Linked DNA regions of Homo sapiens: regions 2 and 3 are each linked to region 1. The links are chromatin loops, found by intact Hi-C in ENCODE. Cell type or tissue: GM12878. All regions are shown on one strand. Region 1 overlaps GAS2 (growth arrest specific 2). Region 2 overlaps GAS2 (growth arrest specific 2). Region 3 holds the start of SLC17A6-DT (SLC17A6 divergent transcript).

Region 1 (8,000 bases):
TTGCTAGAATTTCTTCACCTTTGTGGTTTTGTTATCTATGCTCTCAGTGTTATTTTTATTTCTCCTCTGATGTCCATTTATATAGCTGTTTTATTTCCCAATTATCTTTGACACTCTGAAGCAAAAAACAGGTCTTCTCTGCATATGCTACATTTCAAATTTCTTATTACAATGCAATTTTAATAATCTATATTATCTATCTATATTTAATAATATATCTTTGTTAAGCTTATTCTAATAAAGGATGCTAAGAAAACATACTGAAAGCTGGGTGTGGTGGCTCACGCCTGTAATCCCAGCACTTTGGGAGGCCAAGATGGGCGGATCACTTGAGGGCAGGACTTCGAGACCAGCCTGGCCAACATGGTGAAACCCTGTCTCTACCAAAAATAACCTGGTGACTGAGCGAGACTCTGTCAAAAAAAAAAAAAAAAAAATAGAGAAGAAGAAAACATTGAGGATACTTTCAGCCGAGTCTTTGAGGGCAATAGGTTTTGTGAAAGTGTCCTCATTGGAGGAAATGATATGAGCATCAAAGAAAAGTAGGACATTGTTGGATGAAAAAGTATAAAAATGCTTTCCATCTGAGGGAAATCAGGTGCAGAGGGACAGAAATGTAAAGCAGCATGGCTCTGTACACAGCACTGAGTAGTTCACTATTTTTTTTATTATACTTTAAGTTTTAGGGTACATGTGCACAACGTGCAGGTTTGTTATACACAAATGCGAGAGGGATAGGAGAGGCCCGTCTGAACGCTATTGCAGTGGTCCAGGCTAAAGAGGGTTGACTGCACCAGGGGTGGTGTGGATGTTAGAATCCTTCTCTCAGTGTTCCAATTACCTCACTCTCATCCAATTTCCCACCAGATTTTTGCTCTCTTTTTTCCGGGATGCACTGCTGATTCACAGATGGAGATCATGCCATTGGCTGTAACATGTGTTAGGTAGGTAGAGTAGGTAGGGGTACACATAACCCATTTAACAGAGGAGAAAAGGGAGACAGAAGGAAAATGTGCTTACCAAATATGTTGTCTCTTTCTAATGACTTCCAGAACAGACCCGGAGAGCCATGTTTATGTATCATACCATGTTAGAAAAATAAACATACTTTCTCATAGCTAATGTGTTATAAGGAACCATTTACTTGTTTTATAACTCGGTCAGCATTCTGAAGTAAAATATATATCCGTATATCTCTCTATATAGAGAGATATATATTTCTTTTCTGCTAGTTTCAAAGACTACATTAAAAATACATATCATGGCCGGGCGCGGTGGCTCACGCCTCTAATCCCGGGACTTTGGGAGGCCAAGGCGGGCGGATCATGAGGTCAGGAGATCGCGACCATTCTGGTTAACGCGGTGAAACCCCGTCTCTACTAAAAAAAATACAAAAAAACTAGCCGGGTATGGTGGCGGGCGCCTGTAGTCCCAGCTACTCGGGAGGCTGAGGCAGGAGAATGGCGTGAACCCGGTAGGTGGAGCTTGCAGTGAGCCGAGATCACGCCACTGCACTTCAGCCTGGGCGACAGAGCAAGACTCTGCCTCAAAAAAAAAAAAAAAAAAAAAAGAATATATATATATATATATATATATATATATCTCATATGAGATACACACACATACACACACACACATATATATGTACATATATATGTGTATATGTGTATGTATGCCTATGTGTGTGTGTGTGTTTGTGTGTGTGTGTGTGTGTGTGTGTGTGTATATATATATATATATATATATGAAATCTAGGCATACTGCCCCAGGAAATTGAACTTTTTCTACTTCAGCCAATTAACTACTGACTAGCAATTGATTCCCAAAAGTATCTCCATCAAATTAGTGTCAATCCTGATAACAATGACATGGCATAGGATCTTGTACTTCTTCTCTATTACAGTAATGATCAAGATAATTATATATATAATTATATTTGAATTCTTTTCCCACTACATTGATCTACTTTGGGAAATTATAGGTAAATCATCAGTATTTCCCTAGTGATTGCCACAATTCCTGGCACATAGAGGGATTTAAAATATCTATTAAATGATAATTAATAATTACTGAGTAATTACCTAATTGGTAGACACTGTGATATGGACTTTAAATGCAATATCTCATTTAATTTTTATACTTATTTTGTGAAGGAAATACAATAATTATCTCCAGTTTATGGTTGAAGAAAATGGAATTTTAGATTTTAGTATTAATAGAGATAGTAAATTATTTAATCACAAAATTTAGTAAGTGGCAGAATTGAGATTCAAACTTATACTACTGACTATTATACGATGTTGTCTCTCTCAAATATATAAATGAGGGAATAAGTAATTAAATAGCTTGAATTTGCTGGCAATTCATGAAGCATCACATAAGCTCTGTCCCCAATTAGTACAAACCCTAGATTAATTAAAAATATAAAAATCACTTTTGATCTGTAATTACTATAGTGTGCTTTTTCTATCAGTGGTTCTCAACCCATGAGACATTTGACAATTTCTGCAGACCTTTTTGGTTCTCACAAGTAGGGGCAGGGATACAAGTGCTTACACTGGCATCTAATGGGTAAAGGCCAGCAACCCAGTGAAATCTCCTACAATACACAGGATAGCCCCAGGCCCCAAACAAGGAATCATCTCATTCAAAATATCAAGAGCCTGAGTTTGAAAAATCCTATTCTATATCATATGATTGTTCATATGAAGAAGTCAAATCATACTGAAACTTTTCCTGTCAAAGGAAGAAAAACATATTTTCTTCATATTCTAAATCTCAGTGATAATTTCTTGTTTCTCATGTCTCTTGGCCTCTCCTTTTGGTGTCACTTTTACTACCATGAGCTTAATTAACATGCAAGACTCACAATATAACATTTTACTATAACATAATAACAGTGCAAATAGAGCAGACGTAGTGCTACATTCCTTTTACTTGCAGAGCAGCATATCTTGCTTAAATACAAACTTAAGGAAACGCACACCATTTCATGTTGCAGAGGCACTCCGACACCTTTCAAAAAGATGAGCTACATGACAAGCAAGAAGCCAATAAACCATTCCACTTAAGCCAGCAGCTATTCAAAATTACATACTTTAAAAAGAAATGCGAACCAATAAACTAACACAAACATATCTCAACCATATTTAAGATCTCTTTCAAAAGAACTAACAAGATACCAAGCTGTTTTCCAACCCTGAATACCTGACATTGAAAGAAACTCCTAGCAAAATAGTAGTTATTGAATCTAAGCACTAGGTGGCAGCAGCACATTAAATGCGTGGGTTTGTCCCCGAATAAAAATGCAGTGCTGCATTGTTTAAATTCTATCAGAACTAAAGAAGCAAACGTGTTTTTCCCCCAACGCTTCTCACCAGTGACTCCAATGTATTTTACTGGGCTAAAAACTATTTAGCTGATCTTTTTTCTTTTTCTTTTTTCTTTTTTTTTCGGAATAAATCTACTTGTCACTCCAGCACATATGTTTCTCTGTGTGAAAGTAACAAATATTTAATGTGTATGTGTGTATGTATACACACATACACACAACAATTATGTATACATAACTATGTATATGTACATGCACTGCATATATCGCATATAATTGTATGTTATGCACATTAAATTGATAATAAATACTGAATAATAGGAACAACATTACTTTCTACTGAGCACTTTATCTCATTTAATGCTTCTAGTAACCTTATGAAGAAAAATATTTGCTTTCTCCCTTTGCAGTTTAATTGCCAAGGATCAGAGAGATTGAGCAACCTGTCCAGGGTCACACAGCATAAATAGCTACAGAGCCTGGATTTACGTCATACATTTCAGAAAACTCCAAGTCTGGGAGCTTTTTGAGAGCAGGAATCTTGTTTCATTAGTATCTATTCTCTCTCACCAAATATAGACAAATGCTCAAAAATGTATTATATCAGTTTTAAGAACAATTGTGTATTTTCATGGTGGTGAAGAAAAAGAATTCATGTGGGGAAATGAAAGTGATTATTGGGATGCATGTTAAGATGTGGATTATCAGGCCTCACTTCAGACAAATGAAATCAGAATTTCTTATGGAGGTAGTTTTCTAGAAGTTATCCATGTGATTCTAATATGCATTGTTCAGAATCTATAGGGTAGTGACTATGAGAATGAGATTTTAAGAAGTAGTAGAAGCCTTTCTCACTTCTTTCTGAAAAGTCCTCAAAAATAAAACTGAAAATACCTAACAGTGTGATATTTAGCACTGAAGGAGATACAAGTTTGCACTCACCAACACTGACAATGTCCTACCCATTTGCATCTACTTTTGTGGTCAATTTTGTAACTTCATTGTCAGAGACAGGTATCTATTTTTGTCTATTTCCACACAAGGCCAACATTCATAGAAGTAAACGGTAGATACAATTACAATCATTTCTGTACTACATTGCCGATTATCTTCTAGAAATTCAGCAAATTGTTCAAGACACGTCTTGAGATATGACTTATTACTAATACTATCCTATATTACTATTACTGAAAACCAGTCCTTGCATAGTGGACAGTGATAAGTTCTTTCTGCATGAATAAGTGGATAAACGCTTATCTATCCATACATAAGTAGATTAATGGACATAGGAGGACTTGTTAGGTAATGAGATATGCAGCTGATCTTATTGGTTAATCTTCAAAAACCCACTTCAAGACATTCTCAGTAATTTTTACCAGTATTTCTATCTGGCCAATTGTTTTCAAAAATAATAAAGATTGATGGTGACAGCTCGGATGAAGTTCATTTTCACAATTTTTTTTTATCCAACTCATGTAAATGTAAATCTATTTTCAAAAATAAAAGCCTGGTAAGCTTTGTGATTGTTTTAACAGAACTAAGGGACATAATTAAGAACATTTTAAGCTATTCTGAGGTGGATACCGCAGAAGCAGAATCTGTTTGTGGACAGATAGAACAATAAAAGGGTAGTTCTCTGCTTGGTTTGCTTTGGATTTTAACCAAAACTCCCCTTAGAAAACTAAGTCCTTTAGAAGGATTTATCCAAGAAGTATGCCTTGAATTTATTATATCCTTTCATGTTCAGAAACTGTTTCAGATAACTACATATTACTCACAGTCCATAGCATCATGAAGGTAATTTCTGAATGTGCCAATATGTTGACATCTTCCAGAATTATAATGCCAGTTCCCCGAAAAAAGTACAGCTATCTATGTTTACAGTTTTTGTCCTATACTCCCTTATAGACTTATAATCCTGAAGAGAGCGACAAGGAAGAGGACACTAGAAAACAATCTTTTCAACGAAAGTAGCATATATCTAGGACTTTGAATGGCAAGCAGCTTAGAGCAAAAAACCAAGTGCTGAAGATATAGTTTAAAAAAAAGGTAGAAACATGCTTAGCAAAGAGTCCCCCACAAAACTTGTAATCTGCATAAATTGTCAAGGCACAGCTGTGGAGGTGACAAGGGCATTTCCTGATTCCCAAGACATCAGCAAAGTCCTTTAATCAACACATACATTATTCTGTTCTGTATGTAATATTGTTCTTGAATATTAAGCAGCCAGTGATTCAGTACCATCTGGCACTTCCTGGTTAAGCACAGCTCTGATACAGTAAGAATGTGTCAAGAGTCCAGGAAAGCAGTTTCCAATGAGGACAATGCAACAGAGTGAATCAGACAGGCTAGGTAGGAGTGGGAGAAAAGACACACTCTTCCTTCACCCAGGATGAATGGAAAAAAGAGGAGGTGGTAGGGCATCAAATGCTTTGTGCCACTGACCTTCTTTTTCCATGCGGACTATAAAGATGCACTTTCTGAGTGCTATGGGGGGATTTTTGTTTTTGTTTTTTATCCCTCAGTAATGATGCAAAGTGTGGGAGAGTACATCGGGCTTAGATGACAAAACATCCACGACTCACACAGACCAAGCAAGCTGTTCTTGGCATTCAGAATCTCTACATTTGGAATATGTCTAGTGTGATGGAGGAACACTGGAATTTTTGCTATCCCTTTTCCTCTTTTTGTCCTCTAAGACTGAAGGTGTCCTTGCAATTTAACCACAGGATTGCCTGTGTCAGGTTTACTGGAACCTTCTGTAGCCATGCCAGAAGACGCAAAGTGGTCTTCAAATGAATCTAAACCATGACCTCAGATCTTATAGTTAAAAGCAACAATGAGTTGGGGAAACCAGGTAGAAAGAGAGACAGGAGAAATGTCTCAGAAATGAAAGTGAATGCCTCTACATAGGAATAGAAGAGGGAAGATACACAGAGGATTTAGGCTACTTATGAGAACATATTTGTAGGACTGGGTTTGATTCTGAGGCTCATATTGGAGGAACGACATAGTCATCTTGGAGCATATACAATAAATGTGCATAGGATGGTAAAAAACCTATGAAACCTTGCTTGTGGGGAAAGGCTGAGTGAGCAGCTACCATTTACATTGTGAGCAATGACTATTATATGCCAGGCTCTTAACGTATAATCACCTGGAAGGCAGTTATTTCTATATCCATTCTACAGATAATGAAATTTAGAGTCACAGAAGATTCATGCCTTGCCAACCAATACTATGTGTAGCAGACCTGGGGAGGTTGGTATATGGTAAGGAATATGAACTATCTGACCTAGAAAGTACCTTGAACTTTAGTTAACTTTACTAGTAACTTACTATCATCAATCCAAAGCTTTCCTTCTCATAGTTGAAGACACAGAACCCTTAAATGATATCATTACTTTCCCAAGATAGTTTATAACAGAAAATACAAACACAGAATCAGTTGAGTCTTGACTTCATTCAGCACTGCTTCCCATTTACAGATTCAACACTATTCCTATCAAACTACCAATCATTTTTCACACACATAGAAAAAGCTGAAATTCATATGAAACCAAAATGAGTCCAAATAGCCAAAGCAATCCTAAGCAAAAAGAACAATGCCAGAGGAACCATATTACCCAACTTCAAACTATACTACAAGGCTACAGTAACCAAAACAGCATGGTCCTGGTACAGAAACAGAACTATAGACCAATGGAACAGAACAGAGAACACAGAAATAAAGCCACACACGCACAATCAACTGATCTTTGACAAACTTGCCAAAAGTAAGCAATGGGGAAAAGACGCTAATTCAATAAACGCTGCTTGGATGGCTGGCTAAGCATACACAGAAGAACGAAACTGGACTCCTTCCTTACACATATACAAAAAAACACCCAAGGTGGATTAAAGACTTAAATATGTCTCAAACTGTAAAAATCCTACAAGAAAACCTAGGAAATATCCTTCTTGACATGGGGATTGGAGTAAAAACTCACAAATGGCAAAGGAAGAATTTCCCCTCCTCCCAAAGGGGTGCTAACTCAAAAAAAGTAAGTAAGTGGGATCCTTAAAGGGCCAGAGTGAGGCCCTATGCAGTTGTACAAACTACTTCAAAAGTCACTGGAAAACTTGGCCTGGGGAGTGGGGTAACAGGAACGAAAAGCATATGGCAAGTCATAAGGAGCCTTTGCAAAGAAATTATGGCTAAGTCCTCAAGAGCATTGCAATAAAAGCGAAAATTGATAAGTGGAACCAAATTAAACTAAAGAGCTTCTACGAAAGAAGAGAAACTATCAAGGAAGTAAACAGACATGCTACAGAATGGGAGAAAACATTCACAAGTTATGCCTCTGATAAAAGTGTGATATCCAGAATCTATAAAGAACTTAAAGAATTCAACAGGCAAAAAACAAATAGCCCCATTAAAAAGTGAACAAAAGACATGAATAGACACCTCTCAAAAGAAGACAAACAATGGCTAACAAACATGAAAAAATGCTCATCATCACTAATCATCAGAGAAATACAAATCAAAGCCACAATGAGATGCTATCTTGTACCAGTCAGAATGGCTTTGTTATGTCAAAAAGAAAAGGACGTTGGCAAGCCTGCAGAGAAAAGGGGACATTTACACACTGTTGGTGAGGTATGTAAATTAGTCCAGCCTCTGTAAAGA
Region 2 (8,000 bases), 56 kb after region 1:
ACTAATGGACCAAAAAAAAAAAAAAAAAAAAGAATGATTGGTGACCAGCAAGCAATGACTAAGATAAATCTGTAGAGTTGCATAACTTAATGCAATACTTAGAACAGAGAAAGGACTTAGTGACTACAATGCCTTGTAAGACAAGGAAGATGATAGTTATGTGGTTATGTGGTGGTGGTGATAGGGGTTGTGATGATGAACAAACTGAATAAAGGCTAAAGTTTTACCTAGCATCTTTAGAAAAGGCAAGAATTTAAATCATGCAAATGTTTAATTGCAAAAGCAAGCACTCTTACCTTATTGCTATAAAATGTAAATTCAAATGTCTGTATGTAGTATCTATATTATACTAAAAAGGTGACTTTGGTAGTGGCACTAGAGCAAGGTCTAAACTAAAGTTAATAGATGAAAAGAGTATAATGGTTGCGTAATTCAAGCCACAAAGATCTGGGTGTGAGTATGAGCACTAATACTTGCTGGTCATATTATTTTGGGAGGTTATTCTACAAAATCACATTTTTCTGCAGGAAAACAATAGTGCCCACCTCATAATATTTTTGTGATGATTAAACAAAATAATATTTACTGTTATGCTTAGCATAGTACTTGGCACATAGAAAATAACAGCCCAATGATAGTTTTATATTTTTTTCTTTTCATTATTATTTTATTTGGTTTAGTCGATTAATATTAATTCACTTTTTTCCCTGCAAGCACTTTTTGTGCATCATAATGTGTCAGTTACTAGACAGTGAGAGAAACTCTGGAATGAAGAGAAGATTACTGTTAGGAGATATAATTTAGATTGGTTCTATTATAATGAGTATATTTTAAATGTTTATCTTTTATATTATATCAGATATAGTTAATTCTAAATTTAATCAAACTTCAGGTTAAATGAGTCAATTTGGCCAACATGTAAAGATATAAAGTAGATATCCTTCAGCAATTACAAGTTGATGCTAAGTACAAAGTTCAAGTAACAATTGCATTAGGACATATGTCAGTTTTTGAAACACCAAATACCTTGCCTTTAATTTTCTTTTGTGATTAAAATAATTTAGTAGAGTTCACTTTTAATAATTATTTATGTAATCATGTATTGTCTATTTTAGAAGATAAAATAACTGAATGTATACCTTTGTCAAGATAATTAGACAGGCAACTATCATTGTACTGTGTTTGTACTAAAGCCCTAGCATGCAGTCATATGTACTACTCATTTTAAGCACATGTCATCATTTATCTTTTTCAAAAGAACATCTAGTTACATTAAAACTTACAGTAGGAGACATTTTCCCCACTTGATCATTGTAACATTAACAAGGTCTTTTGCTTTGAGTTGGGGTAGAAGAGAGGATTGCTGTAGCTTTCTTCTGAACAAATTCTCTTCAAAACAAATAAAGAGCTCTCTAGTCAATGGTGATTATTACACAAATGGTTTTATCATTGGCGGCTTCTTTTTAAATAATCAAAAGCATTTCAAGAAAAGCATAATGTAAAACACCTCTGGGAAAAGTAACACAGGTTTCCATTCAAAAATATGTGGCAAGAGACTCACTCTCATAACCTAGATTCTATTAAAAAAAATCTCATGGGCATCAAATGTCAAATGGAATGCTGTTAGCTCCAGGAATAGAAAATGAGGCTTTCCACTAAAGCAAGAGGGTAGAATTTCAATGTCACAGAATCTGCAAGGATAAAATGCATTAGACCATGAATGTATAGTTTAGTTAAATATATTAAGTTTTAACAGATGGGCAAAGAAATGAAAGCATGAAAAATTATGTTGTCCATTTGGTTTCTATATAACTAGAGGTTACAACATTAATGGTAATGTCGAAGAAAATAGCTTTTTAGCCTTTTATTTAGTAAGGGAACTTGAAAAAATATACTTTAGGATAAATGTTGTTCACTTATAAAAATATTATAAATTAATGGCTGCCTACTTTCCCAGAGTAGAGAATTGGTTCTAATATGCCAAGGAGAGTGGTATAGTAGAAGAAATAGTAAACTAGAAGTCAGAAGAATTGGATTCTACTTAAGGCTAATTTCTTCAACTCTAAAACAAGTGCCATGTCTTCTACTTGCACTCCTTTATGAGGTAACCATATGGTTAAGAACACATGGTACCCGGTAAACAATAAATGTTACTCTCTTGCACCAAAATGTGACCCAGAGACCAGCAGTATAGGCATGGCATGGGAGTTTATTAAAAATGCAAATTTGGGGACCTATCCAGCTCTAATAATCAGAAACTACATTTAAAAAAATTTTCCAGGTGATGTGTATATACACTAAAGTTTGATAAGTACTGTATTAATCAATGTTATAATAATAAATAGTAGTTATAATTCCTACATATGTTTTGCTGAAAATATTTAAGTGTGCTTTGATATATGTAACATGCTCCACAAATGTGAAGGATAGCAATGGTGGTGGTGATGATGATGATGATGATGATGATGATGATGATGATGATGATAAATGGAGGGGAAATAATGCGAATGTTGGATTAGCCCTTAATAAATATTATAGGCATTTCTCTCCTGCCGGAATCTATAAGATACATAAAAACTTTCATGCTTCCCAAGAAAGTGAAGACAGTCACAGACTACTCTCTGTGTCATGTCACTCTGAGTAAGACCCACACAAAAATCTGTGAGGTTAAATGTAGGTGATAAATAGGGATAGCAATTTAGGGGCTATAAAACTGATCTGAGGCTGCTGAGAAGAAGGAAAAAGCAAACAAAGAAGAATCTCACAAGCTCAATAATGATGTGTGTGAGTATCCACATTTCTCAGAATCACCAGTAAGAATGATTTAAAATAGAATATGGCATCCATATAAATCATTTGAACAAGGAGTGTCCATTCATAATCTCATCAGTAATGGAAGCCCTACAGAATTGAATGAATTTCATTGCCTTTGCCCCAGAGTTGAGAAATATCCTGGAAAAAAGAGCGCTCTTTTTTCCTCTAGCACCCAGCACCCAGGTTAAAATAATGGATTAAGCCACTATCACTCAGAATAGCAATCAGAGGTGAGTCTTTTCTAAGTTGGTATATATTTTTTCCTTTTGCTTGAAATAATTCTAATAACATCTAAAATGAACGCAGACAAAGTACATCTTTCTATAACAGATGGGGCATGATTTCTGAAGGTGAATGGAGCTGAATTCAAACTGTAGCTGGGCCATTTAAAAGTTGTGTAACATTGCGTAAGGGATTTAACTGCTCCCTCCTGCATCTTCCCTGACATAGGGGAGAGGGCCAGATTTGAAAAGGGTTTTCTGAGTTCCAGAGTAAAAGTGAATTGAAATACTAATGAAGTATGTACTTCATAAAACAAAAATGTGTTAAAAAATAAAAAGTCTAAAATAAAATGATCCTGGGAAAGAAATTAATATAAATAATCCAGGGCTGAATGAGTATCCTGAAATTATTATCATAAATTAATACTCATAAAAGTAATATAGCTTTTTTCCCACAAAAATACTCTTATAGTCTTCAATATAGACAAAAACAAGAATAAGGAATGATTTATCAAACACTTAAAGGCAGGCATAGATTCTTTTTCTGATGCAACACGTGACTTTAAGAAATGAAATGGAAAATGCTAATATTTAAAAATCCACACACAAACCTTTTTACTTCAGGTAGACAATGTTTGCCCCTGAAGCAAAATGCTCACCAATGTTCAACAAAACAAAAAAAAATTTGTAGAATTCCTCATCAGGATGATGCATCAAAAGAAGACAGTACCACACAGCAAACACAAACACAGAAAATAAATTTTTTTAAAAGTTATACTCAAACAAATCACACACATTTGCATGCTACACCGCAGATAGCAAACCCTTTTCTTGTTGAGTAGATTCTTTCTCAGAGAAATAGATGAAGCATAGTCACTGGCCTCCAAATCCTATAATTATCCAATAACATAATGATATTGACACAATTATAGCAAGCAAAAAAAGTGTGTATTTTTAAAATACTTCCCCATCCCTTTTTTCGCCATCTCCCAGCTCACCAGAATGTGTATAAATAAAACAAAATAAACAAATTTCTAGGAAAAAAAGTTAACTTGACAATTTCTAAATTGATAGGCCAATGCAAATTACAAATAATAAACTGTACAGCAAGACTAGCAGTAATTTAAGAAAATGGTTAGTTACTTAAAATATCTTAGTAAAAAATGACATAAAAGCATCAATTTCATGATTCATAATTGAAAACTCTTTTTAAGCTTGAAAACAAAGTATAGATTTCTGATCTTAATTTAAATTGTAAAACTTAGCCCCATAAAAACACTCAACATCATTTTAGAAAACGTGGTTAAATTATTTATTTAAATGAACATTTGAAAAATTACTAAATTTACTGTTAGGAAGATTATTGATTAATACAGTCCAATAACTTTTACATTTCGGTGAAACTGAAAATATAAATACTTTCACACCTAGAGCCTTCTATAGCTATATATATTTTTAACTCTACAACTAAAAGTTAATTTCTTATAAAATAATTATTGGGGTCTATTTTGTTTATAGACTGATCAACTACATACTTTTGAATTCAAGAAAATACTTAAGTTCATCTTTTTAACTTAAAGCACAATCCTAAATATTTTAAAGGAATCTAATGAAAATGTTATTGATCTTAATATATCAGAGTAATGAAAAGAAATGTTTCTCTTGTCACTTATACGTCAACATGGTTTGAACAGCAGGGGTCAGAGTGAGTATTATATGTAGACCTTTATGGTTACAACATGCTCTGCAGACCACACAAAAACCTTTGTTATGATACAACATAGAATTCTGTAATCACTTAAAGTATCAGTTTAACTTCAACAATGTGAAAAATCCTTTTAATATACTGATGTATAAAATTTTATGTCAATAAATATCTAGGCTAATTGGTCCAATTGCATCATAATATAAATCAATTGTTCATGTTTCAGATTACATGCCATAATTCTTCACTATCTTAAGTTTGTTAATAGATAATTGAAGAAAATGATATAATTTACAACCTAATTACTATCTATTTTTCCTTCAAATTCTGAATGTGAAATTTTATTGTTAAATATAGATACAAACGGGTGACCTCATGTTAATCATATATCATATTTTCCCATATCCTTAAATAGTTTCAAGAATATTGTCTTTGGATGGCATCTATGGATGACTACAATTTGTTTAAGCTGCTACCAAATATCATAGGTTCCAGCTATTTTTTTAATGTTTCAGTAGACATTCTGGTTCCTATCTCTACTAATTGCCTTTTAATACATTTTTGGAAGCAGAACAACTTAATCAAAGTGTATAAATACTTCTGAGGTCTTTGATATAAAATTGCCTTCCAAAGAAAGCATGCCAATTTCCAATTTTCTTCAGCAATGTATGGAAGATTCTGATACAATATATACTTACCAATACTAACTATATAATTTTCTTAATTTAGCTATTTTTTCATAGCTAAAATCTACCTTTAGTAATAAGGTAGATTTTATTCACATCTAGTAATAAGGTAGATGTGAATAAAATCTACCTTATTACTAAGGGGTCCAACATTTTAACATCTTAATTGGATTTTTATAAGTCTTTTGCAAATAGGTTCTTCATCTCCACTTTTCTATGGTTTTATTTCTGAAAGATTTCAGGATGTAGCGAACACATGATCTAAGAACTGACATTTTACAGAGGAAAAATTATCTCTAAAGAATGTCATAGAGTATAAATAATAGGTTAAACCCTGTATATGGCATAGGAAGTTATCTGCCAAGCATAAAAAAGACAAGAAGCATGACATAAACATATGGAATTAGTTGCTCTCCCTTCTCCCCAGTTCATCGCTTGCACACCTTCCCTCACCCACTGAGGTTTCTTGCCATTAGCTGTTGTGAAAAGAGAACAGTGAGTTGTGAATCAAGATCCTCTGACAAATAATTGTACAAAAAAGCACTGCAACAGAGGGTAGCATATCAGTTGCCACAAGGATAAGGATGCTTTATGCAGGCAAAGACCTTTGAACAGCTAAACACAGAAGCCTCTTCATACACACTCAGTACAGTGATCTACTTTATCATTCAAACACATTTTTCCCGTTCATCAGAGCATCTTTTCATTTTATTTGCTGTTCAAAACACTAGGACACAAAGGATGTGCTTCATCTTCTGTGCCACTGAAATGAAATCTTGAGGTTAAAAAAAAAAAGCCTTGCCCCAAATTTCCTTTCAAAAGTGAAGTGTGAAAAGACATCAAGCAGAGGACACAGTGTTATTGTTGCAAGAAAGTCAATTCTGCAAGTAGAGTCCAAAGCCATCAGCAGCGGCTCAATCTCTTCCTCACCCACAATGAATAATTAAAAAAAAAAAAAAGGAGAAACGGTTCCACTTGTGGAAATGGAACTTCTTATTGTCCTTCCTCCTGATTATCATGAACATTTATGAGCACAGCTGTTTCCTTTCTCTGACTAATCCTAAAGTCAATGCCATAATATTGACCCCCTTCTATTACATCCCTAGAGCCTATTACATATCACTTTGGGTTCTATTCTGAGCAGGAGAAATTGCAAATTTATCTTTTCATTAAGCAGCAACTGGAAAACCTAACTAATTAATTTAACTTGGTACTGAGAAGTTTACAAAAGATTTTTAAATTTTTATAGACTTAAAAATTTGTACAAAAATATTTTTACAATTATATATATAATATATATAACTTATGGGCTTTTTATAATGTCAGAATATATTTTTTCAAACAGGCTGAAGAAGTAGGCCATCTAAAAGTTCTTCCTGACATAATTTTATTTGTTATAGAGTATGCATTTATATACCAGGGTCATTATATAAGTTGCTTTAAACTTTGTAATTTTAGGGTAAAATGTAGTATTATTTGGATGGGGCTTTTAAAAGCCATCAAAGTAAATACACATTAGAACCTTCACCTATAGTGCTATTTCTAGCAGAGAGGATTTAATATTAGATGGACTCTTCTTGGTGTCCACAGGAAAATTTCATTAGTTCAAACAACAAAAGAAGTCATGGACAATGAGAAAATGAGACAAGACAATATTTACATTCATAGCTTTTATTAACCAATTTATCCTATAGTAATCACTGAGAAAATGCTTCTTTAATGAAAAATTGTACAATGAACAAACTAGCAAATTAACGATAGTTTCCCCATGTGATTGTTCTTTGGCAATTCAGAGGCACTGTAGAATTTTAAATCGTGATGTTAATCGTCCACACATGCAGAGTGTACTCCTTGTTACTAAGACTTGATTTTATGGCTATATATTTTTACACGATCTTAACATTTACCAGATCTTGTAAGCAATTTTATTTAATTGTTTGTGCAAATAATTCTTTTACACCCCCTTCCTATAATCCTCCACTCGCATGGTTTCCTACAAACCTGAAAGTTAAAATTGATCTGTAAATTAACCACAGGACTGAAAAACAGGTATTATCTATGTACGCACACATCTTCCACCAAATTTTTTTACTTTGATATGAGGAAATGGTAATAATAATCAAAAGCTGATTTATTTACTGAGCATTTCATGAGCACACTATTGTGTAAAGCAGACTACTGTGAGATCATTCTGTTTCCTTTTTTTTATTCAGGTCTAGCATATTCCCCCAGGCTAAATTTATGCTGTTCCCATCTTTGCTAAGAGAATTTTCAAAAATTTGATGGTATTTCTTTGCCATATCACGCCAACTCCTCTGAGAACAAATACAGATTTCCTTAAGCACATAAAATTAGTAAGATTTCAGCTGTTTCCATAAATTTCCTAGGTTACGCATGGGAATGGGGCCTAGGGGCAATAGGCATTTTGGCTGTTTGGAAGGTAATTTGTATACTTGTTCTCTCTGAAGGATGCTCACCTTACTTTGATATTAATATTTGTTATTATATGACCTATTAAATTGATTTTTAAGGCTTCAGGCAAAAAGAAAGCGAAGTTTTTTTCTCTAGATGTCT
Region 3 (8,000 bases), 450 kb after region 1:
AGGAGAGTTGGTAGACACAATCAGAAAGTCTCATTGGAAGGGGAGGATCCGGTGGCAAAGAGCGCAAGCAGTGCCACGGTATTTGGGTAGATGCGGTTGAGTCCTTTTCCTGGAAGTCGGTCAGCTGAAAAACAATGTAAATTCCCGGTTTTGAAGACTTATTGCTCTCAAATCTGATGGCTTTTAAACGGAGGGGCCGGAATATCACAGAAGCCTTGGGAACAGCAAAGTCAAAAGAATGGTACTTTTAAAAATGGTGTCTTTGCTGTAAGGAGCAGAGCATATTCAAAACTCATGGGAGCATCTCAGGTCTCAGGTGAGCAATGCTGCTATTAGTTTTTCCTCTCTGCCCATGATCTCCTCCCATCACGCCAGCGTAAGTCTGCTCTGCGGTAGAGTCAAATTAAGATGGAGAAGGCTTGCTGCTCTTTGAGGACGTGAGTAAATAAAAGATACACAGTTCTGATTTGGGCAGCCTCGGGGAAGATTTTTTTTTTCAGCGGCTGACAGCGCCCGTCTGGGCGGGTCTCGGTACAATGTTTCAGCACCACGGACAGAGTAAGTTTCAGGAATAGGGGACTCTTCTTTTGGCTAGCTAGGTTGCCAACTTTCTAGGGGAGCTGGGCGGATCGCCCTGACCAAGGACCATACGGGGGCTCTTCAGGAACGGATGCTATGGAAACCATTGGGAAGATGTCATCATCTCCAGAGTTTGCAGGGAGAATGGTGCATTTAGCTCTGCTAGGGAAGACAACTTTATTAAAAATTCACAAGTTACTTCTAGTTTGCTACGTTTTGTCCAGCACGCTGATGCCAGTATTGCAGGGAAGAAAGATTTCAACATATTTAACTTATGCTTGTGGTGTTCCAAGACACCTAGGCTCCCTTGAATATAAAATATGTGCACACAAAATACATAATTACATTGTTCATGTGTTTGTTTTAACTCCTGACAGGAAAAAGATGAAAGAAAGAAAGGGAGAGAATGAAGAATAGAGGAAAGGAGAGATAAAGAAAAAGAGGTGGGAGGTATGGAGAGAAGAAAAAAGAATAGCTATAAACTCAGTGAAGTTGATTAAATAAAATACAGTTAATTTAATATAAATTCCTTGGAATTTTAAGCATCTTTATTTAACTAATTTACAATACACTACTGAAATACCAATATACTGATGAAATATGTGGCTATACCTTGTGCTTGCCAACAAATTGTAATTGATAATTTAAAGATTTATTTTTAAAAAGATTTATTTTAATTTACATATATTCCATTCAAATCTTATTTTATTTTTCTTTGTATGTCCTTCTCCTAAAGCATAAATTTTGAAAGACATTCATGTAAGAGTTTTGGCTTTATATATACAGGTACAGCATCAATGAATTTATCTCATTAAGCAAGCAAGAAAACTGCTAGATTAATGTAAATTATTAATCTCTTTCACATGAATCACAAACTTCTTAAGTACAATTCAGGCCAATGCTTACAGAACAGACTGGCCTTGAACCACATTTTCAAGGTCAAAACCTTGGATGTCACATAAGCCAACAGAGGGAGTCAATTTTACTTAGGATCCTGAGACAAAATCTCAAAAATATGGATCTAAATTGAGAATCAAATAAGAATATTACCTGAATAGTTCAAATGATATAATGGCTATGTATTCACTGAATGGATAGCTGGAAAAAAATGTCAAAGTAGCTAAAACCATCTGCCATTATTAAGTTTGATAGTTGTCAAATTATTTCCATTGTGAAATATAATAAAGAAAAGGATAATGAAGACATTTTTATCTTTTTTGATAAATTTGTGTTAAAATATGTATCTTCAATAAAACAGTGAATTTAATTTTTCTCTAAAACCATGGGATGCCTCAGAATACTATCTATTTCTCAAGATCAAGTATAAGGAGACAAAAAAAAAACCCTCATTAAACTATTTCCTTGCAAAAAAAAAAAGAAAAGAAAAAGATTAAAAGATTCAAGCTATTCAGGACTTGACTTATCTAGGTGTTTTCAAAATATCTGTATTTTTCAAATCTTTAATAACTAAGTTCATTAAATTATATTTATTTAGAGATATTAATGATTTTGGAATTCTGGGAAGTTATACAAAAAAATAGAATTTACAACAAATATTTGTGAAGCTGGGGTGATGATATGTAAATGATTTTCCTAAGCACTCCAGCTTAAGTTGCACCACAAATGACTAGAGATCTATCTAAACCATCAGTAAACATGATAGCTAAGTCTCCAATACACAAATATGAGGGGACACTAAGCAATATAAATCCAACACAAAAGCATTGTTTTTAAACAGTTATATTCACCTTTATTGAAATGAATGTCATCCTCCTCTCTCTTCCACTCTCTTGATAATAGGGTGAGCAACTGAATCAGAATAACTGGTAATATTGATTTACTCATTCTAAAAATATTCATTGAGTGTCAAGAATAATACTAGATCTGGGAATTCTCCCTGAAATATCTCACAAGCTACTTGGGAGATAGACACAAAAATACAATTTCAAACAATTATGGGTGAAATTACACAAGTTAAATAACCCAGCCCGGGAGTGAAAATGTCCAGAATATATTTCAAGAGACAATGTTTTCTTGTCTGTCTTAATAGTTAAAAGAAATGTAGTTCTATAAAGATGATGGCAGCCCAGTGGAGTTTGGCAGGGTGGAGTGGTGGTATTTGGATAGCACCCTAGCCAGAAGGGGTGTATTTAATGGTATTTTCATAAACAATGAAAAATGTTATGTGTGGAAAATTACAAGAAACGTTACTAGACCACCTGCGACTGAAGAATGTCATTTAGGCTGGCTTTAAACCCATAGCTGCTCCCAGTGTAAGAAACATATATTCAGACACCATTTGCTAACCCAACAGATTTTCTTCATGAGTGGACACAAATTGCAAACGCTGAACGTGTACTTTTGCAGCCCTAAATTCATCAGATTTATCTTTATGCAAAGAAACACTAGTAGTTATATGTAAGATATTAATTTAAGCATATCAGAAAAGGCTTCCTTTCTCTTGACACCCTCCTTTATCCCCAATAACTTACATCCAATTATAACAAGTCCTGAATTGCATTATTAGACCACTTTTCTTCTAGGGGAAGAATTGTCCCTCTTGTCAAGAACTGTTAACAATAAAAGGAGAAGTTTTCACTGAATATAACTAATATAATATGTGTGCAATATTACAATTTATGAGTAGCTTTTATTTACATGATAAACGTATTTATTCCTTATAATTATTCCTTAAACTAAAATAGTTGTATTCCCATGTTATTGAGGAGGAAAGTGAGATTTAGTAATTACCTGAAGTCATGTAACTGGTGATGAGAAAACAGCTCAGGTTAGAGGAGTTTCTCACAGTTTAAGGTCTTGTTAAAATACAGATTCTGATTCAATAGGTCTAGAGTGGTGCCCAAGATTCAACCACTGTAACACGTTTCTACAACTGCTTGCCTAAGGATCACATTTTGAACATCAACATCTCGGAGTATGAAATGTGAAATCAGTTTACCTGAGTTTGGGTCCTGGTTCCACTGATTATCATCTCTGCAATTTTGTATCAATCATCGAACACTAATAAGCCAGTTTGCTTACTGGCACAAATGAAGGCTTGTATCGTGTGGTTTCTATTATCCTTTCTGCTTGTAAAATTTTATGCCTTTTCATGACTTTAGATGAAAAGTCTTTAGATGTAAAAAGATGTAAAACTTATTTTCTTTTGTTTCTCCCATCCTAAGTTTTTTTTATTATATTTGAGTTAAATGATTAATAATAAACTGAAAAAATACTAATATGTAGAAATGTGCTTTCTGAAAGTTCTTTTTACATATTTAAAGAAGAGTTACCTTATTTGTTGTTTCACTATATGTATACACTGAGTTTTATAAGCAATTGTTTAAATAATTGTATCCATACTATTTTTCAAGATGTACATAAGGTATTAGCCAACAGCAATGTAATAGGTTTCTATTTGTTTATATCCCTGTGGGAGGAAATACTTTTGAGTAATCATTTAAATGTCTTGCAAATGTTGCCCTCTGGTGGAAGGATATGTTAATATTTTAGAGACAATTGTGGTCCTTAATTATGCAATTACACCTACTGTTTTCTCTCTCTTTCTTCTTTCTTTCTCTTTCTTTCTTTCTTTCTTTCTTTCTTTCTTTCTTTCTTTCTCTCTTTCTTTCTTCTTTCTTCTTTTGGATATTTGTTAAATTAAATCTACATCTGAAACTATAAAGTCTTTTTTGTGGGCAACACATTTGCAGTTGTCTTAGTACTAAATGTATTTAGAAATAAGTTGATTGAGAATCCCCCAGTTAACCAAAAAACTAGTACTAAAGGAAACTTCACTGTATTAAGATTTAGTAATGGTGTGGTAATCACATAGGTAAAAATGATATACAATAGAATAAATTGTGATAATTTTATAAATATTTTGAAATAGTAACATAAATTTGATGTTTTGCTCCCTATTACCAAAAATACAAACATGTTTTAAAGGCATTCTATTTAAGATCATTCAAAAACTATTTCTGTGGTATTTTTAAGGCAAACTGATTTTTAAGAAATACCTCAAGTACATACCTCAAGGTGGTGGTGTGCATCTGTAGTCCCAGTTACTAGGAAGGCAGAAGTGGGAGGATTGCTGGAACCCAGAAGTTTGAAGTGCATCTGGGAAATATACCCAGACCCCACCTCAAAAAGAGAAAAACGAACCTTAAGGTGACTGTTTCTGAGGCTATTTTGAATGCAACATCTTCAGTTTATTATTTCAAAAAATATTCACTCAATAGGTATTTTTATCTACTGTTGGCTAGGCCCTTTTCTGGGATATAGTAAATAAATGGACTCAATACAGTTTTATAGCTTTTTATATTATATGTAGAGAGTGGACATTCCTAAAGACAAAACTGCTTTGAAAAGCTTTTTTACAGTATGGCTTTATTTGACTTTGAATTCCTAAGTAAATGTTCAGCCTAATAATTACACACTTCTTTCAGTTCGAAGCTATACAAATAAGCCCTAGAATTCATCTGTGACTTTTTTCTTACCAAGGGTTTTTAAGCAGACAATTTTTAGTTCAGCTTTATTTGATTTTACTTTGCAGTGTTAGCCTCAGAGACAATTTCTAAGAAATTATCATTATATAATTTCCTTAGAGCTGGAAAGAGAAGAAATAATTCAGTTTGTCTTAAAAACGACAATCTGTGCACATAGCCCAATACTTTACACTGCTATATTTAGTGGCCTGGTGTAAGACGTCTTTTGACTTCTCTGTGAACTGTCTGATTAAAAAACTGGAAGCAGGAAGTATTAAATAAGCCTATATTGTTACCTCAAACATATATTTTAATTACCAAAAACACATGTATGTAGTCATATATGCAATGTTTCCTTTTCTCTGTGCATCTACTCTGTATTTATAATTTACAATGAGAAAAGTGTATACATCTTATTCTACCCTTTTATTTCTGCATTAATGGGAGAAAATAGCCTTAATTCACTACAGGCCATTGTGCCTTGGGAAAATTAAGATTTTAAAGTGAATGGAGAACAAATGCTGCTCCTCTAATGCCAGAAAAATATTTCTAACTTTGAATTCCACACTATACACGTAGAGCAACATGATAAATTACAGAAAGACTTTGAAAGCATCAGTGTCTTCAACTCTAAAAAAAATTCTTAAAGTAAAAGTTTTAATTGTATACAGAAAGTTTGAGAAAAATCTAAGAATAGAAAAGAACTGCAAATCTGTAAAGGAAGTAAAATAAATATACACTTCAGTATGAAGGAGATCAAGGCAGAGACCACCAGGACGTACGGTGTTTTACAGATAAATAAATAAATTGAATGACATGACAAAACATACCTAATTGAAATGTCTATCTAGGTCCCATAGGGATCCTATTTTGCCTTTACCATCCTAGATTACTGATTCTCTTCCTTTGGCTGCCATACATTTTGTTGTCACAAATGGTAAAATACCATCTTCTTTGAAGGAAGGCTTCTAATATTATTGAAATTTCCCACTTGGCTATTAGCATCTAGGAAGTTTCTGTTTAATTTCACACTATTTTCTAAGTTACTTACTCTACTAGAGGCAGAGGGTGGGATGGTTTCTACTTCTATAACATTTAGGGTAAAATTTTCCAAAGCAAAAAATCTAAATACATAGTTTTGGAATAGAACAGAACATAAAAGATCCAGAATATTTCACCGCTGTAAGCACAAGCTAATTATAATTTTGAAGAGGTAAAAAAATATATACAATAGTAGTCACTATTAATATTTCCTAACTGCTGCCCGCTAGTGGTAAAAACGAAAAATATTTATTTGAGTTAAAAGGCAGACCTACAACATTGACTTAAATCATTTGAAAATCAGTGGGTAAACATGCTTCCCATGATATTAACATTGTATGTGGCCTTTTTTCCTAGTACAAAGAAGAAAAGGTTGCTGATAAATCACTGAAAAAGCGTGCCACCACTTATTCTTTTGTGCCTGCTTGTGGACTTATAATAATGGTAAAGACACCATTATACTGTGGTGAGAAGCATACTGGGCAGATCTTATTGCATAGCATGAAGAGTGTTTGTTCACTCATTGCAGCTCTTTTGATATTGAGTGCTAATTCATTCAATTCGTTCCTTATGGAGAAACAGAGTCAGAGGTCTGATCAAACGACACTAAGTCCTGCTAACTAGACTGACTTTTCAAATTTTTCAGCCAATGACATTTTTCTGTTAATATTTCAGCCAGTTTGAGTTAAGATATCTACTGCTTGCAAATGCGAACATCTTGATATATCATCCTTTAGATATTTGATAGATGGATAAATGAATGGAAGAAGGATGGATAAACAGAATCAAAGTTTAGAATACAAAGTTAAAACACTGGAAAGAGGAAAGAATCATGTAAGAGTAATTCTAAACCAAAGTATTAGAAAGAAAGAATAGGCCCAGACAAAAGAAAGCCTTGAATTTTAGGGTTAAATTAAATTTTTATTTAACATTTCTAAGTTATGACTATGTGCCCGGTCTTTGTTGAGTACCAGAGAAACAGAGATAAGTAAGTCACAGATCTTGCTCTCAGAGAACTCAGATTTTTAACTAAGAATGTAAAACTTTTCTTATGGTCAATTGAAAAGTTTTTTAAAAATGTATAAGCAAATAAATAATTTGCTCAAGGACAGTAACATTCTTAGAAGTTTAATCAGGCAACTATGTGATAAATTGGGTAGAGAGATGGAGGCAGGGGTTTTAGTTCAGAAGATGACCATTGCAATAGTCTGTGTGTTAGCTGATAAAATATTTTTTAAAATTACTATTCTTCCCCATATAATGATGAAGCTTTCAACTCATTCAGGGGTGGGGAAAATTACCCATATACACACAGATGGTACACAAGGGCTGGAATTAGAACACAGGTCTTTTGCTTAAATCAATATGAAAATCGTAACTCAAATAATATTGGGAAATTGCTTCTGTGGGTTCATTTGATTTATAATAAGGATATTTGCTTTATCCTTAGCCCACTCTCCTATTTCATCTCTGTTATAACACCAAACATTAGGAAAAAAATTAACACACTTATTTGTGAGTAGAAAAGAAAAAAATGTCAATGACAAATGGTATCAATCAGCAACTCTAACTCATCCTACATTTTAGCCCAAGGTAGAAGATGCCCATTATGTAAAAATATCCTCCTCAGGGCAGATGATGCTCTCATGGATCTGATATGATGGACTCCTCTTGAGTTGAAATTTGTAAGCAAATGGACATTTACATTTTTACCATTTGTATTATTCTTTTAGAGAAAGTCTTTAAGGTTGAAATGGATCTTAAAACAAAATCAGAACATCCAAAATGTGTCAAACAGTAGCCCTGCCATTTGAGTGGAGCTCGGGTTTCTTACAGTGCTTTCTAAGAGGCTACAATATCAAAAGAGGGGACAGAAAGAGGGGAGAATTATTT

The links. A loop is a pair of places that touch in the nucleus more often than their neighbours do. Peaks named below come from ENCODE experiments on the same cell type or tissue, not always from the same donor. Only the 100,000 strongest peaks of a DNase experiment are listed, where the experiment ranks them.
Region 2: it touches region 1 in a loop (4-fold over the local background); 4 of 110 quality-filtered maps call a loop at or near these places.
Region 3: it touches region 1 in a loop (8-fold over the local background); 93 of 110 quality-filtered maps call a loop at or near these places.

What each region holds. Positions count from the first base shown.
Region 1 is chr11:22,783,028-22,791,027 of GRCh38, reverse strand. The region is part of intron 7 of GAS2 (growth arrest specific 2); the gene reads right to left. Among named protein-coding and RNA genes, the nearest start is that of LINC02718, 42 kb to the left of the region's middle. RefSeq lists a silencer at 3,131-3,425. In GM12878, a CTCF peak has its summit at 3,281 (motif pointing right); a DNase peak (open chromatin) is centred at 4,307; H3K27ac peaks cover 1,320 bases.
Region 2 is chr11:22,727,256-22,735,255 of GRCh38, reverse strand. All of the region lies in intron 4 of GAS2 (growth arrest specific 2), which reads right to left. Among named protein-coding and RNA genes, the nearest start is that of GAS2, 65 kb to the right of the region's middle. In GM12878, a CTCF peak has its summit at 4,737 (motif pointing right); a DNase peak (open chromatin) is centred at 4,735.
Region 3 is chr11:22,330,311-22,338,310 of GRCh38, reverse strand. It overlaps SLC17A6-DT (SLC17A6 divergent transcript), which reads left to right and starts at 89. Exons shown (of 4, transcript NR_186351.1): 1 at 89-316. In GM12878, a CTCF peak has its summit at 4,061 (motif pointing left); no DNase peak of the experiment used is centred here.